2 separate regions of the Homo sapiens genome follow, and region 2 is linked to region 1. The links are chromatin contacts, found by Hi-C or POLR2A ChIA-PET in ENCODE. All regions are on one chromosome and are shown on one strand. The core of a region is the stretch at or near the end of the contact, and the rest is flanking DNA. Distances in the headings are between cores, read along the strand shown. Region 1 holds the start of STK26 (serine/threonine kinase 26). Region 2 overlaps ELF4 (E74 like ETS transcription factor 4).

Evidence for each region. A loop is a pair of places that touch in the nucleus more often than their neighbours do. ChIA-PET counts read pairs that join two places held with the same protein, here RNA polymerase II (POLR2A). Pooled maps may share reads with other maps.
Region 2: a map with no recorded cell type shows a loop between it and region 1 (11-fold over the local background). The contact joins the enhancer-like site here to the promoter of STK26 in region 1. A Hi-C loop is called at or near these places in 3 of 37 single-sample maps with no recorded cell type and 10 of 50 pooled maps. POLR2A ChIA-PET finds 5 or more read pairs at or near these places in 1 of 52 experiments (activated CD4-positive, alpha-beta T cell).

What each region holds. Positions count from the first base shown.
Region 1 is chrX:132,019,880-132,025,462 of GRCh38, reverse strand. It overlaps STK26 (serine/threonine kinase 26), which reads right to left and starts at 2,161. Exons shown (of 12, transcript NM_016542.4): 1 at 2,056-2,161; 2 at 1,804-1,955. The coding sequence starts at 1,845. RefSeq lists enhancers at 1,480-1,549, 1,519-2,066, 1,920-2,079, 2,530-2,579, 2,067-2,613 and a silencer at 2,120-2,369.
Region 2 is chrX:130,089,576-130,095,158 of GRCh38, reverse strand. The region is part of intron 1 of ELF4 (E74 like ETS transcription factor 4); the gene reads left to right. Among named protein-coding and RNA genes, the nearest start is that of ELF4, 18 kb to the left of the region's middle. RefSeq lists a silencer at 3,425-3,474. Within about 2 kb of position 2,843, at least 18 of the 41 ENCODE cell types and tissues checked have a DNase peak (open chromatin) inside an H3K27ac peak, as active enhancers do.

The sequences.
Region 1 (5,583 bases), core at 912-3,411:
AGCAGGGAGCAATCAGAAATACTGAACAGCAAGCAGTTCCTAAACCATATAAATTCAATAAGTTCAAGACAAATAAAATAAAAATCAGAAACCATTTTCCCCTCAGCACACAGAGTTCCCCAGAATCACAAACTTGATGAACTGGAGGCACTCACTCTGCTGACGCACACACGCAGGCTCGCGCACACAATGGAGCGAGAAGCATGGAGACCCTCAGAGACAAACTTCACATGTGCATCGTTTTACTCTCCACAGAATGGAAAGAAGAGCACGGTGAGAAAATGTCACTTTTTCCCAGATCAAACAGCAAAACTGTACTTAGTATTGTGAACTATGAATTCCCTTGATACAATCAAAGGCAGAACTGAATGAATGGGGTGTGGGGCAGGGTGCGTGGGGAAAAGAAGGAGGGAAGGAGAGGGGAGGCCGCCTGAGAGGAAGAAAGTTTAAGGCATTTTGCAAGGCTTGAGTGGATTAATCTTTTTTTTTAAGCCCTACTATTTCCTATTTCCCTTTCTCTCTCTCTCTTTATTTAATATACACTAACTTCCTGAGACTCAACCCAGACTTGCCCTAAATGCAGCTGAAATGTCTGGTGTTTAGGACACACCAAGAGTTCTAGGTGCACAAATAAATCCCATTTTGGGAAAGAATTTAAAAATCACTTTTGTGGACATTCATAAAATGAGAACACTGAAAAAAAAAAAAAAACTCCATGTATCAATAAGTAAATTGAGGCCCCAGTCTACAGCTCTTTGATTTCTACTAGAAATATAAGCTATTTACTATAAACATTTTATTTTTGAACTTCAAAAAAGTTTGTTTTCACATTTTAGATCATGAAAGACTGAGGCTTCAGTGGTTTTAGCCCCTAAATGGGTTGTTTAGGCCATCTAGCAAAGGAAAAAAAAATAGAACATGAATGCTTTAAAAAGTTAGTAAATTTGGATAACACTTAGCAGATAGCCTAAAATGCACCGATTTAAAAACATAACAGCATAAAAAGTTTTCTGACATAGCTTATCTTTAATAAAATGAAAATATAATGGGAGGGGGTTGGGCTGGGTAGACTTCGAGTAACAAGTTGGGTCCCATGCAGTAGTCCCTTGTCCAAGACAAAAAGCTTCCTTTAACCACATGTAACAGTCATCTTGTGGGAAAGGCACGGAGGGGGCTGAGAAGTCATCACCTCAGTGACTCTGAACAGAACCAGCATTTCTCACGCCACACTATGGGCTGGGCTAGGTCGGGGAGCAAGCTACAACTTTGCCCTTAAGCAGCAGTACCGAAAGGGAGAAAGAGGTCACCTCTCTCTTAGCCCTACGCACACAGGAAGAGCCCAATTCAAGCCGCCGCCGCCGCCACCCCTGGTGTTGCCCCGCCCCAACTTGAGTGTGTGTTTGGGGTGGGGGGTGTAGGGCACTCACTACTCGCGTTATACCCCACAAATTCCAAGGCACTTCCATCTCTCCCAGGTTAAGTTCCGCCCCCCCATCCCCAACCGTGCCAAGCTCAGCAGGCGCAGGTGTCTGTGGCTCTGGCCTATTTTTATACCCCCAACCGCCCTCAATCTCCACCTAGTTGCGCGCTCCAGTCCCGCCTCGCCTTCCCAGCGAAGAGCACTACCTAGCCTACACACCAGGAAACACCTCCAGCCCTACTCCCAGGTCACCTGGCCATAGTGACCGGCCCTGCCCTCAGGGGAGCCCTGGGGCCGTCCCTTGTCGCCGGTGCCCAGCACCGAGGGCGCACCGGGCTCCCAAGCAGTCACGTGGGCGGCGGGGGCGGCCTGCGCTTCCTCACCTGCATCCCAGGCACTTGGACAGCCACCGGCGAGTGGGCCATGGAGGCGAATGCTGCCTCGCTCCGCTTCTGCGGCGGTGGCGCCTTGGGTTCGGACTGGCTCCTCCCTCCGGGGGTAGTTCGGCGGCCCTCCCAGGCTTTTCGATCGGGGCCTGGGAGGACACACAAAAGTGGGGTTACTGGGCTGGCGGCGCGTAGCCCGGGGCTAGGAGGTGGGCTGTTAGCGGCGCAGCTCCCTGGGACTCAGTCTACCTTTCTGGCGCCCGCCCGCCGCTGAAGCAGCCGCCTCCGCTGCTGCTCCTCTTCCTGAACGCCGAGCGCTGTGAGTGGTGGTGGCTGGGACCTGGGCTCGAGTGATGCCGCTCCTCTGCGCCTCGCCGCTTTAGGAAGAGGAGGTGGAGGCGCCCCAGCCACCCGCCTGCTCGCCTGGCCTGGGAGGCGGTTGGGGGCGGTTCCGCCGTTGGCCCTGCCCCCGCCCCGCAGCCGGGCGGTGTCGCGGGAGCCAAGGCTCCAGGCAGCGAAGAGGTTTGGCTGGGGTTGCTGGAGTCTGAGAAGCTGGAGACTCTCCCGGCACGCGGAGAGGAGAACCCGGGGACCCGGAGACCTGGGACATGGCTGGGCCTGGGAAGAGAATGGAAGAGTTTGGGAAACCCTGAGGGTATGAGGGCGCCCCAGATGCGGCCACGTTGCAGGGAGGCGTGCGAGGCTGGGGCACACGCAGCCTCGGAGACGACTTGAGCTGAAACTTGGGGAGTGTTGGAAGTCTTTCTTGGCTCCCCGGCCTGGCCAAGGGTAGGATTACAGATAGCCGCGGAGTCGGTGGACCCCCGCTTTTTCCCGCCATCTGGTCTCCTCAGCTGGGGGTCGCGCCTCTGGGCAGATCTGTGGCCACACTCTTGCTTTCCGAGTTCCCTGACCCCAAACATGCTTCAGGTGACTTCAACTTAAGGTTCCCCCTACCTCCTGGGCTATCCCTTGCAGAACGGCCAAACTAGGGCTTCTCTCTACCACAAGTTCTGCACGTGTAAGGCAGAGGGAAATTGGAAAACAGATGGTACATCGGCAGAAAAATTAATGAGGATAGTAGAGGCTTGGGAAATGAGATTGGATCGTTAGCAGTACAGGTTATTGAAATCAGCATACACTGCAGTGGTTTTGGTAACTCCCTGCCTCCGCCCCATTTTAAGTTCTACTCCAGGAGAGGGAGACAGGCTCTTTTGAGAGTACTCTAACAGTAGCGACAGTAACACTGGTAATAATAGTAACAGGAATTTCATTATGAAGGCACCTTTGGGAACACGTAAGGGGTTAATTACTTTTTAAAAAAGTAATAGTCGAGTGCCAGTTTAAAATGAAGATGAAGTTCCTTACCTTGAAATTTGTTATGGGTCTCTACGCACCACACGGTGGGGGGCCTCTAGTGGTAAAAGATAGTTTCTCTTCTTCCTTTTAAATCTTTTTCAGAGAATAGTATATAATTCTTATCAATATCGTTATTATTAATGGATATTATTTTCATTGTGCCAGGGACTGCTAAGTGCTTTCTATGTGTTATTAATACCTTACTGAACCTGTACAAGGGCCTTCTGGAGTCTTATTGATTTCCCCTCATTTTACAGATGAAGAAAAAGGCTCAACCAGGTTAAATAATTTGACCGAAATGTCACGCAATTAAGAAGTGGTACAGCTGGGAATTCAGACGCAGGTCCCTCTGACTGGTGATAAACTTACTACTTTCTCTATGGTTTCTGTTTGTGTTTAATGATGATAAAAGGTACAATTGCATTTTCCTTACTCCTAGTTCCCCAAGTCCAGCCCTTCACTATTTCTAACCTAATGTTAGGCTCCAATCTAGTCTCGATTTCCCACCAACCCAGCTCACAACATTGCCAGCCTGACCGGAAACCTGCAGTGCCACCTAAACTTTTAATGTCCATAGAAATCCGAGGGTTCTTTTGCTCCCTCAAAAGCGCAGATTTTTATCTCCCATGTCTGGACTGGGCCCAAGATTCTGCAATGCTAACAAGCTCTCACATGGTGATGATGTTTAGATCACACTTTTAAGTCGCAAGGGTCTGAATCAAGCTCCATCATTTAAGACCTGTCTCAAATCTCACCTCCATTGACCCTTCCTAGTTGCTCCAAGCCCTCCTTCAAACTCCTCCAATGTGAGCAGCGCTCACACTGTAGTTCTTTCTTCTTATTTCATATATTTCATTTGTTTTGTGTGCCCATATTAGGTCCTTGAGGGCAGAGATCCAGCCTCTCTTACATGAGAATGATTCAGGTAGGATGGCAGGAGTCTGAGGGCAAGCTTTTTATACATTTTGTCCATTGCTGTATCCCCAGAGACTAGGTTCATGGCATGTAGTAGGCCCTCAATAAATAATTGTTGAATGAATGAATGAACTTCTTTTGAATTCTCCACTGAGGTTACTAGGTGCATAATGTATACACTATATATTTTATTGATGTCAGGTTAAACCCCTAGGCATTGCCCTTACTGAACATTTAAATTGTTCAGTTTATTGTGTGTTACATCTTTCATTATTTAGTCTCCAAAATTCTTTCCTGCTAGTTTAATTTCACAACTACTTATGAGCCAGTTGTATAATTTTGATAGATAAGTAAATTAAGCATATCAGAGAAATGACTTTCTCTGACATCATTCTGGGCCAGAGTTATGTAACTATGTGGAAGAATAAAAGCTTAATGCTGAGACCTGGAATATTGAGACATTTCCTGAAAGACATTGCATTTGAGATCTTAGTGAGCTTTTTAGCCTTTATTTAGGTTTACTGCTATTAAATAAAGCATCAGTTGTTGTTATAATTGATAGAGATCACTTGAGTTTTTACATGGGATTGCTTGTGGGCTTTTAAATGATTTTTCCTGTGTGTGTGTGTGTGTGTGTCTGTGTCTGTGTGTGTGTGTGTATCTATAAATTAAATCTTGTGAAGGTGTCAACATTTGAAAACAATTCAAATTTTATGAGCATTAGAAACTTTTTTTCCACTTTGAACTGGATTATTTCTCAAATTCTTAAATAAAATGACAAGAAATTCAAGTACGCTTTTGTTACACACACACACAAAGGAAACTTAAATATTTTACTTCAAATTGTCAGCCCAGGCCAGGCGTGGTGCCTCACCCCTGTTCCCAGCACTTTGGGAGGCCGAGGCGGGCAGGTTACCTGAGGTCAGGAGTTTGAGACCAGCCTGGCCAACATGGCGAAACCCCATCTCTACTAAAAATACAAAAATTAGCTGGACATGGTGGTGTGTGCCTGTAATCCCAGCTACTCTGGAAGCTGAGGCAGGAGAATTGCTTGAACCTGGGAGGCAGAAGTTGCAGTGAGCTGAGATCATGCCACTGTACTCCGCCCTGGGCCACAGAGCGAGACTCCATCTCCAAAAAAAAAAAAAAAAAAAAGTCAGCCCAGAGTCTGAAAATATATTACAGTGTATTCCCGTAGTTTAATGGAAAACGTTTCTTGAGGAGAGACACAACTTATGCTTTTTGGTCACACGTAGAGTGTAACATAGCACCTCAGAAAGGATTTGGTACCTGCTTGATTGATGTGATCTGAATGGCTGTGAATACTTAATAACCATATAAATAAAATAAGATTATACACAGATTAGGTAAGGTTTTGAGTAACATTATACACAGATTAGGTAAGGTTAGTGAATTTCAAGTTAGACAGTGTTCTTGAGGCCTCAAAACTTAATAATTTACATTTGGCACCTGGTTTCAATTTCCTGACATTTGTCATACCCT
Region 2 (5,583 bases), core at 1,594-4,093, 1.9 Mb after region 1:
ACCACCCTGTCATCTTGTCATTTTTACTGTTTGGCCCTCCTTTTCCCGAAGCAGGGGGAGCAACTTGAAGTGGTATCAGAGAGCGCAAAAGAAAATCTTGCCCACCTTTACACAAGCACCCACGCCCCACTGCCCCTCCCCCAGCAGGCCATGCCTGAGACCACAGTGGCCACACCCACCACCCTCGGCCCACCAGCAGCTCAGGTCACTGCCAACCCCACAAGTGCTCACCCTGAGCTGGCACCAACCTCAAGCGCTTCCACCCCCTCCACCCAAACACGTGCCGCCAGCTTTGAGCCAGGCTTGTAACCAAACCCTGGCCCTGGGTTTGTGCTGCAGATGTAGGGAGGGGCTGGCAGAAGCCCAGGTGCACATCCAGATGTTGTTTCTAAGGTTTCCTTGGCGTTCTCCCTACCAGCTGTGAAGCCGTATTCACTCCAGCTTGCAGGAGTGGACAAGCAGGTACTCCCCTCAGGGGCGGCGGGGCCCTATCTGGAGGGAACTGGTTCCTCTTTGTCCTAGGGGGGACATAGAGTGAGAGGGGACAGGGAAAAGTGGGACCCTGCTCTCTCTCTCTCTCTTTTTTTTTTTTTGAGATGGAGTCTCCTCTGTCACCCAGGCTGGAGTGCAGTGGCGTGATCTTGGCTCACTGCAACCTCTGCCTCCGGGTTTCAAGCGATTCTCCTGCCTTAGCCTCCCGAGTAGCTGGGATTATAGGCGCCCGCCACCATGCATGGCTAATTTTTGTTTTGTTTTGTTTTGTTTTTGTTTTTTTGAGATGGAGTCTCACTCTGTCACCCAGGCTGGAGTGCAGTGGCGTGATCTCGGCTCACTGCAACCTCTGCCTCCTGGGTTCAAGTGATTCTTCTGCCTCAGCCTCCCGAGTAGCTGGGACTACAGGCTTGCACCACCACGCCTGGCTAATATTTGTATTTTCAGTAGAGATGGAGTTTCACCATATTGACCAGGCTGGTCTCGAACTCCTGACCTCATGATCCGCCCACCTGACCTCATGATCCGCCCACCTTGGCCTCCAAAGTCTGAGATTACAGGCGTGAGCCACCACACCCGGCCAATTTTTGTATTTTTAGTAGAGACGGGGTGCCTCCATGTTGGCCAGGCTGGTCTTGAACTCCTGACCTCAAGTGATTCACCCACCTCGTCCTCCCAAAGTGTTGGGATTACAGGTGTGAGCCACCACGCCCGGCCCCTGCTCTCATGACAGGAGGCCTGGCTGGGCAGGGTTCTTGGCCAAAGATACAAGAATATGGCCCCGAGCTGAGAGAGGTATCAAGATCACCTTCTCAGCCATTTTTTTTGCAGGCCCATCCAGAACCATCATTTGTAGGAATCCCCTTAGCTTCTTGCACAGCTGCTTGAACCTCAGGGAACAATATCACTACGGGGAAGCCAAGGTGATTGTGTCCATCCACCACGAGGCCCCCGAACCAGGCAGCAAGGCTTCTAGAGCCAGCATCACATAGTTCTGGCCTGTCCCCAGGAGGACTGGCAACTGGGCAGAGAGGTCCAAAGCCTCAGGCTGCTTACAGCTGTTCTGACCCATGGCCTTGGGAGGGTCTCACTGAGTGGGTCACCTGCCTGCACAATAACCTCACAGGCACACAGCCCTACGGCTAGGAACCCCACCTTGCAACAGCACCTGGGAGGTACTTAAGAGTGGAAGTCACCACACCAAGTCATCAGCCACCATGGAATGTGAGAGTTTCCTGCTACATCACCCAGAAAATGCCTCTACCCTTGACCCATATGTGATATAATACAGTTGACCCTTGAACAACATGGGTTTAAACCACACGGATCCACTTTATATGTGGATTTTTTTTTTTTTTTTCTGAGACAGAGTTTTGCTCTGTCACCCAGGCTGGAGTGCAATGGCGCGATCTTGGCTCACTGCAACCTCCGCCTCCTGGGTTCAAGCAATTCTCCTGCCTCAGCCTCCCAAGTAGCTGGGATTATAGGCTCACCACTGCACTCCAACCTGGGGGACAGAGTGCCTGCCACCACGCCATCATGTTGGCCAGGCTGGTCTCGAACTCCTGACCTCAGGTGATCTGCCTGCCTTGGCCCAAAATGCTGGAATTATAGGCATGAGCCATCACACCCGGCCTATATGTGGATTTTTTTTTTTTTTAACAGTATTCTCAAGATTCGAAACCTGAGTACAGGGAGGGCCACCTTTTTGGATTTGTGGGCTCCACAGGCCAACTGCGGGACTTGAGTGTGCATGGATTTTGGTATTCCCAGGTGGTCCTGGAACCAATCCCCAAGTATGCCAGGGGACAACTGTACTTTGCCCTCCGTTGTCGCCTGTGTCCATTGGTGCTAGGGACAAGGCCCCTGCAAAATTACGAAGTGACATTGATTTCAATGTCATCTGCCCCAGTGAACTAACCTCTCATCCTCTTGCTTCATTAAACCTGTCCCTCCATTCGAAGCCACCCTGGGCTAGTCCTTCCTGGACATTGACCTCAGCATTTATATTCCAGTTTTTTATCCAGTCCTCTAAGGCCAGGCTCACTCCACCCCTCAAGGTGACAGCTAGGTAAAGTGATAAAGTCATTTCTACTCATCTGGTAGTAGGAGAGGGTTTGTGGAGAGGGTTTGTGGTAGCAAGAGAGCCCCAATCTCCCTCCCAGGTACTGCATCCGCTTGTACCTGCTCCTAGCCCAAAGCAGTCTGGTAGACCTGCCACTGGGGCGTCCCCTTGTGTAGACAGCTGTCTCCTCAGCCTTCCTGTGAGGGATCCTCCCCACTCACCACGCAGGGCCCTTCCCTCTCTGCACTCCCTGACCTGTGTGAGGCAGGGGCGGGGCTGGGAGGGCCAGCAGGCCCCGAAGGGGAAACTGCTGAAACCCCTGGGACAGGAAGTGGCAGAGAAGGGCTGTTTCCGCTGGCAGAGCAGGGGTGCGGTGAGAGCTGGCCCTATCTCCTACTCCACTGCCTGTCTGCTGTGGGCCCTGGGAGGCTGGGGAGAGGTGAGAGTCCTTTCCCTGTCTCCCTCCCAAAAAAGTGGAGGCTTTTAGCCCACCGGACTGGAGGGAGGGGAGGGCTCTTTCAGAGGAGGCCATCTTCATTTTGCAAGGAGAGGAATTCCGAGAGGAGGGCAGAAAGGTCAGCAGACGGGAAGGGTGGGGCAGGGCAGGTGAGTGTGGAGTGAGGGAGGCCCATGGGGGCAGCGGAAAACCACAGCTGGGCAGAGGACCCTTCTGTAAGCTTTTGTTCTGAGGGTAAATGATCAGGACCATGCCTGCTAAGAACTGTGGGAGATGGTAATGCAGTTGATCACTGCCTGTCTAAGTCATAGGGCTAGACAGGCCCTTAGGTCACCCAGTCCAACCCCCTCATTGTGCAGATGAGGTAACCGAGGCACACAAAGCAGAAGTGACCTGCTCGAGGTCACATCATGGGCAGAACTCACGTCTCCTAACCCCAGCCCAGGACCTTCTTTCTGATGAGAATCTGCTGAGTTGTATTTGGCATCCCACACCTCCCTGCAGGCACCTCCATCCCCAAGTGCTCTGTGACATTCTTCTCAGAAATCAACATGATGGGGTGGGTGTGGTGGCTCACGCCTGTAATCCCAGCACTTTGGGAGGTGGAGGTGTGAGGATGGCTTGAGGCCAGGACTTGGAGACCAGCCTGGGCAATATAGCAAGACCCCATCTCTGAAAAATAAATAAATACAAATTTGAAAAAATATATATTTTTTTGAGATGGAGTTTCACTCTTGTTGCCCAGGCTGGAGTGCAGTGGCACGATGTCGGCTCACTGCACCTCTGCCTCCCGGGTTCAAGCGATTCTCCTGCCTCAGCCTCCTGAGTAGCTGGGATTACAGGCGCCCACAACCATGCCCAACTAATTTTTTGTATTTTTAGTAGAGACGGGGTTTCATCATGTTGGCCAGGCTGGTCTCAAACTCCTGACCTTAGGTAATCCACCCGCCTCGGCCTCCCAAAGTACAGGGATTATAGGAGTGAGCCACTGTGTCTGGCCTAAAATAAATTTTAAAAAAGAAATGAACTTGGTGAATTTATTCACACTGAAGCCTTTAGTCCAGCATTCAGCAAACCTTTCCTACAAAGAATTGGTTGAGCCAGTTTATTTGAGACCAACCTGGACAACATGGCAAAACCCTGTCTCAACAAAAAATACAAAAAGTTAGCCGGGCACGGTGGCGTGCACGTGTAGTTCCAGCTACTTGGGAGGCTGAGGCGGGAGGATTACTTGAGCCTAGGAGACAGAGGTTACAGTGAGCCATGATTGTGCCACTGCACTCCAACCTGGGTGACAGATCAAAACCCAGTCTCAAAAAATACATATATTAAAAAATCACTATATGTCAGGAAATATTTTTCTTTTGATTTTTCCCAATCATTAAAAAATGTAAAACCCATTCTTAGCTCATGGGCCGTCTAAAAATGGACCGCAGGGCTGGGTTTGGCACATGAGCCATAGTTTATGAACCCCTGCTTTGGTCTAAGAAGTAAAGCTAAGGTGTCATGAGGAGGAGGAGAGAGTGTGCCAGGTGGGGAGGAAGCAGGGAAGGCTTTGAAAAGAAGGTGACATTTGCTTCAGATCTTGAAGGACTTGTGGGCATTGGGCTTGCAGAAGTTGAAGAAGGGCCTGTCAGGCCTGGGGGACAGTGTGAACACAGGCACGGAGGTGGAGGTGGGGAAGGCACTGTGGAGGTGGGGAAGGCACTGTGAAGGTTCAATGTGCCCTGCATGTGTGTGGCTTCTTCTTCTTCTTCTTCTTTTTTTTTTTTGAGACAGAGTCTTGCTCTGTCGCCCAGGCTGGAGTGCAGTGGCGTGATCTTGGCTCACTGCAACCTCCATCTCCCGGGTTCAAGCAATTCTCCTGCTTCAGCCTCCTGAGTAGCTGGGACTACAGGAGGGCGCCACCACACCTGGCTAATTTTTGTATTTTTTATTATAGACAAGGCTTCACCATATTGGCCAGGCTGGTCTTGAACTCCTGACCTCATCATCCGCCTGCCTCGGCCTCCCAAAGTGCTAGGATTACAGACGTGAGCCACCACGCCTGGCCCTAATTTTTGTATTTTTAGTAGAGATGGGGTTTCACCATGTTGGCCAGGCTGGTCTTGAACTCCTGACCTCAGGTGATCTGCTTGCCTCGGCCTCCCAAAGTGCTGGGATTACAGGCATGAGTCACCACGTCCAGACAATTTTTTTGTATTTTTTAGTAGAGACAGAGTTTCACCATGTTGGCCAGGCTGATCTCGAACTCCTGACCTCAAGTGACCTGCCCGCCTTGGCCTCCCAGAGTGCTGGGATAACAAGCATGAGCCACCACGCCCAGCCGTGGCTTCATTGTTATTGGCCAGCCCTGAATCTTTGACTGCTGTGTGTTCTTGCCAGAGGAAAGGGTTGCTTTTTTGAGGATGCCAGGAGACAATGAGCAAGGAAGGAGGCAAGGAAGAAGAGTCACTTGGGAGTCACAGTGCAACTAGCTGTGTCACCTTGAGCAAGTCACTTCCTCTCCTATGGTAGCAGAAGTTGGATGATAAGAGGGATGGATGCAATGATCTTTCAGGTCTCTTAT